2 separate regions of the Mus musculus genome follow, and region 1 is linked to region 2. A link is a contact called in ENCODE POLR2A ChIA-PET data. All regions are on one chromosome and are shown on one strand. Each heading gives the region's core, a stretch centred on a gene start or an enhancer-like site at or near the end of the contact. The rest is flanking DNA. Distances are from core to core; before and after follow the strand shown. Region 1 holds the start of Paf1 (Paf1, RNA polymerase II complex component). Region 2 holds the start of Supt5 (suppressor of Ty 5, DSIF elongation factor subunit).

Region 1 (2,700 bases), core at 113-2,612, 54 kb after region 2:
CTGCTGAGGCAACTCTCTAGCCCCCAATCTCCCTGTAATTTTTCAGTAACCTGCTCTCGTTTGGAATTACCACTAATAGCTTCCTGGACATACCCTTTATCTAGTCATCATGGACTGAAATGACACTTAGGCCGTACTTCTGCACGGAACTTAACCAGAACGGTTTCTCTTTTTACTCTTCTCCTCCTGCCTCCCCCACTTCCATCTAGTTTTTTGGGACAGGGTTTCTCTGTGTAGCCAAGGCTGTCTTGGAACTCAAAAGATTTACCTTCCTTTGCCTCCAGAAGGCAGGAATTAAAGGCTTGCACTACCATACACAGTTAAAATTGTCATTCATGCTGGGCATGGTAGCGCACGCCTTTAATCTCAGCACTTGGGAGGCACAGGCAGGCGGATTTCTGAGTTCGAGGCCAGCCTGGTCTACAGAGTGAGTTCCAGGACAGCCAGGGCTATACAAAGAAACCCTGTCTCGAAAAACAAAAAAAAACAAACAAACAAAAATTGTCATTCATCCTCATCTCCTTTCTCTCCACAGGGTTTCACTATGTAGACCCTGGTCGGCCTGGAACTCTATAGACCAGACTGGCCTCGAGCTCAGATCCGTCCCCCTCTGCTGTCCCAGCACGGGGATTAAGAACGCGCCACCACTACAGCTGACCGGAGCTTCACTTTGGTTAGACACAAACACAACACAGCTAGTCTGTCTTCTCTTCCCGACCTACGATCTCTCCTTCAACAAACAGCCCCTCGGCGCTCGTCCCCGGAGCCCGCCCGCCCGCCAGCCAGCCCCTCTTGCTCCCCGCGCAGGGCCCATCACCTGGAGACTCTCCTTCAGTTGCGGGATGAGCATCTTGTAGCGCTGCACAGGATCGAAGTCCTGCTGCTGCTGCTGCAGGAGCCCGCTCTGGGCAGAACCCACCAACTGGGTCGGTTGTGGCTGTTGCTGGGGACCCGGACCCCCGGCAGAACCCGGGCCTGACACACCAGACGCAGAGGAAACCGCTGCAGCCTGTGGCTGGGGCGCAGCCATTTTCCTCCGCTAGAACGCCGGAAATGCGTCATAAATGCGTCTGCTCCGGTAGCTCCTCAGCTTTTTCAGTTGGCTGACCTCCTAGTTAGCCATGCCTTACCGACAGATTAGCCAATGGGAGAAGAGGATATGCATTTTTCTCCGCCCTCCCAAATCCGAGGCCATGAGTGGAATATCTTTTCGCCAATCATAAGAGGAGTTCCCCCACGGCTCCGCCCCTTCACCCACAGCTCGCCAATCACTGTGAAGGACTGACCAAACTCTATTTCCCTGAAGGCCTTGCGGCCAGGAGCGACCTGTCTAGTCTTCTGCGTCTTGGTAGCAGTCGGAGCGGGAGCTGCAAGTCTGTGTCCGACGCTGTCTGTGCTCTTACTTCAGTCACACCCGAGCCCTTCTCGTCGGCCCACTTCATCCCCTTTCCCCGCGGAGCCCGGCGTCTACGGGAGCCTGTCCTTGGATCCGGCGTCTCTCAAAGTCGGTACGCCACTCAGCGTCCGCCTGCGGCCAGCGAGGACGCCTACCGCGCCGCCGTCGCCTGGTCGCGATGGCGCCCACCATCCAGACCCAGGCCCAGAGGGAAGATGGCCACAGGTAGGTCTCCTGTCACCTGCCGCTTCATTTTGTTTTGTGAGCTGCAAGCTGGGGACTAGGCCGAGGGGGGCTGCTTGCGACATCACTGATTCCCTCAGGTCGGCCCCCGAGGTCGCGCAGCGCTCACCCCCGATGAAGGGGCGGTCCCCCCTGGGCTCTGCGGTCGCTTCCTGGTCCCCTGCTATTCAATTTCGGAATTGCACCTTGCGGGAGGGAGTCAGACCTCAGTCTCCTTCAGTGAAGCTTCTGGATTGCTCTCCTCAGGGGATTGAGCATCTGGCTTCATGCTTTATCACCATCATCACCATCACTCCTTCAGAAATTCGGGGGCCGGCCTTTCCACTCACATGGCCAACTCTTGACATCTCTCTCTCTCTCTCTCTCTCTCTCTCTCTCTCTTCTCCCCGAAACCAGGCCCAATTCCCACCGGACCTTGCCTGAGAGGTAAGCTCCCAGCTCCGTTTTCCAGGAGGGGTGGAACACGAACAGGGGAGGCGGTTAGGGGGCCTTTTTTGTGCTTTGGAGAATCTCATAAAGTGGCCCAGACTGGTCTTTGTGCCCCAGTCTCATGGGTGCCGGGATTGCAGCCTTATGTGCCCAGCAGCACAGGCCTAGGGTTGTGTGTGTGTGTGTGTGTGTGTGTGTGTGTGTGTGTTTAAATTGTACACACCTTAGCTCTGAGTGGCAGTCTAAAGACATTTCCTTAGGCTGGACAGCAGGCACTTTCACCTGCTGAGGTATCTTGTCAGCTTGAGGCAGGGTTTGTTTGTATGTAAGTACACTGTAGCAGTCTTCAGACACCCCAGAAGAGGGCATCAGATTTCATTGCAGATGGTTGTGAGCCACCATGTGGTTGCTGGGATTTGAACTCAGGACCTTAACTGCTGAGCCATCTCTCCAGCCCGTTTGTTTTTTAAAGATTTATTATATGTGAGTACACTGTAGCTGTTTTCAGACACCCCAGAAGAGGGGGTCACATCTTGTTATGGATGGTTGTGAGCAACGATGTGGTTGCTGGGATTTGAACTCAGGACCTTTGGAAGCCGCAATCAGTGCGCTTTTTTTTTTTTTAAAGATTT
Region 2 (2,700 bases), core at 177-2,676:
TTTTTCACCAGAGTACTAGAAAGAGTTATCTCAGGCCACGTATCCTTAATTCACAGCTTGAGACAAGATGTGATGAGATTTCCTATTTTAGGCTGTCCGTGCTGTCATCTCAGGAATCTCATCACTTGGGAGGTAAAGGAAAAACAAAGGCAGCTCTCAGGAGGCAGAGGCAAGCAGATCTGAGTTCAAGGCCAGCCTGATCTACAGAGTGAGTTCCAGGACAGCCAGGGCTACACAGAGAAACCCTGTCTCGAAAAACCAAAAAAGAAAAAAAGAAAAGAAAACAAAACAAAACAAATAAAATCCAAAGTATACATATTTCAGATCTTGGAGGATTTTTGGATTATTTGCACATACACAATAAGGTACCTTGGAACGGGACAATACATGAAATTCATATATCTTTCATATATACTGTGCACAGTCATTTAACACAGTATTTTTAGTGCACTAGTGTTGACTTTGACCTGTCATATGTGGAATTTTCCATTCGTAGCATCGACAGAAGACTAGAAAAGTTACAAAATCATCTGGATTTTCACACTAGGATGCTGAACCTGGGAGTCTCTCATATTTACTGGCTATATTTATTCACAGTAGCAAATTCACATTCACCCATCAGTTGTCGATTTACATTTTAAAATCTGTTAGCAGGAGCCCAAGGACAAAGACTTGTACAGGCTGGCACACAGTAGGCAATACATACACACTTCTGGAACAACTGGGGATACCTAAAAACACAAACACGAAAGAATCCTAAGAGCTGGGGCTGTCCACCTAGCAGGGCCCTGAACTCAATCCTAGCATCGCAAGTGATAAAAAGTAAACCGAAAGAAACAAATCAGATGAAAGCCAACCGTGGACCTGGCGCACCCCCACCTTCTGGACGCTGCCCCTGCGCTCCACGCTGACTTGCACACTCGTCCATCTCTCCCGACAATCTGGAACCACCCTCCCCCCCAGCCGTTCCGAGTCCCCGGCTCCCCCAGGGCCCTCTCTGCCCTGCCCCTGTCCCTGTCCCCAGGCGCAACGTCTCCCCTAAGAATCCCAGGCACCGACCTCGGCCTCCTCCGCCTCGCTGCTGCGCTCGCTGTCCTCCTCCTCGGAGAAGTTGCTGTCTTCGCTGTCCGACATCTTCCGCAGCTGCAGAGGAAGACCGCGGCCTCAGGGCGTCGCGGAACCAAAAGCGCCACCCCCAAGCCTCAGTTTCCCCGCAAGGTAAACCGGGGGAGAAAATCCCCAGGCGCACTTCCGGCAGCCTGGTTCAGGCGGTCGCGAACCCGCGTTGTTCGGGCTATGGCAGCTAGCACACCCGGCCCTGGCTGCGGCCGGCACACGTCCTGAACCTCCGCCAGCCCCGACCCCCGCTCCGGCCCCTGCCTGCCGTCCCACGCCCGCTCACCGATCGCTTGCCACCTGAAGCTTCCGCGCCAGCTGCGGATCACACAACGCCTAGCTGGCCTGAGCGCTCTCTCGCGAGAACTGGCGCGTCAGTCTCACCTAACGCGAGACTTTAGGGGCCTGCTCTGAGGGCGGCCTCTTGGAGCCGCCATCTCCGGAGTGGCCAAAGTGGTTTACGCGGACTGTACGGCCGCCATCTTGAGAAGGTCGAAAAGTAATCGGCTTCTCCTAACCCAGAGCTGAATCGGGTGAACTGTTGGCTCGTCCGTCCTCTAAACTTCCCTCGGAGGTGTCAGAGGTGACGGGACAGAGATTCGGCTTCACACCGCCACCCTCGGCATTCTGAGGAGTTCCCCTAGATTTTTAGGGACCTAGACTCAGGTTAAATCCGAATTCCTGGCGATGCTCAAAACAATCTCAAAACTTGTTAGTTTAGCGCGGCACAGTATTGTGTTATTAATGATCTGGTTTGTTTGTTTGTTTGTTTGTGTGATAAGGCCTTACTTTGTAGCCTGGCTAAATCTCAGACTCACAAAGATAAGCCCATGTCTGCCTCTGCCTCCCTGGTACTGAAATTAAAGGCGTGTGCCACCATGCTTACAATGAAAGACACTTTAATACGGATTTAAGACTGAAGGCGGGAGCTGGTGAGATGGCTCAGTGGTTAAAAGCGCCTACTGCTCTTCCGAAGGTCCTGAGTTCAAATCCCAGCATCCACATGGTGACTCACAACCATCCATGACGAAATCTGATGCCCTCTTCTGGAGTATCTGAGGACAGCTACTGTGTACTTACATATAATAAATAAATAAATAAATCTTAAAAAAAAAAAGAAGAAGAGGAAGAAGAAGAAGAAGAACTGAAGGTGGACAGGCGAGCCAGGAGTTATGCACAAAACCATCACATTTATTTAATTCCGGACAGCCAAGGTTACACAGTGAAACACTGTAACCAAAACAAAACAATAAAACCTAAACTGGAGAGTTGGCTCAACCGCCAAAGAACGCTGGCTGCTGTGGAGCTGTGGTCAATTTCCAGCAGCTCACAACCCGCTTTCACTCCAGTCTCAGGGGAGCTAATGCTCGCCCTCTTCAGGCCTCGGCTGACATTGAATATCCACAGACATAAAAATTCAAGACAAGCCGGGCGGTGGTGGCGCACGCCTTTAATCCCAGCACTGGGAAGGCAGAGGCAGGCGGATTTCTGAGTTCGAGGCCAGCCTGGTCTACAGAGTGAGTTCCAGGACAGCCAGAACTGCACAGAGAAACCCTGTCTCGAACCCCCCACACACAAAAAAAA

The links. ChIA-PET counts read pairs that join two places held with the same protein, here RNA polymerase II (POLR2A).
Region 1: POLR2A ChIA-PET joins it to region 2 with 50 read pairs in embryonic stem cell. The contact joins the promoter of Paf1 here to the promoter of Supt5 in region 2. POLR2A ChIA-PET finds 5 or more read pairs at or near these places in 4 of 5 experiments (Patski and embryonic stem cell).

The regions. Positions count from the first base shown.
Region 1 is chr7:28,391,634-28,394,333 of GRCm38, forward strand. It overlaps Paf1 (Paf1, RNA polymerase II complex component), which reads left to right and starts at 1,363. Exons shown (of 14, transcript NM_019458.3): 1 at 1,363-1,621; 2 at 2,036-2,065. The coding sequence starts at 1,575. It overlaps Med29 (mediator complex subunit 29), which reads right to left and starts at 1,057. Exons shown (of 4, transcript NM_026042.3): 1 at 818-1,057. The coding sequence starts at 1,030.
Region 2 is chr7:28,337,293-28,339,992 of GRCm38, forward strand. Supt5 (suppressor of Ty 5, DSIF elongation factor subunit) reads right to left here and starts at 1,427. Exons shown (of 30, transcript NM_013676.1): 1 at 1,403-1,427; 2 at 1,060-1,143. The coding sequence starts at 1,134.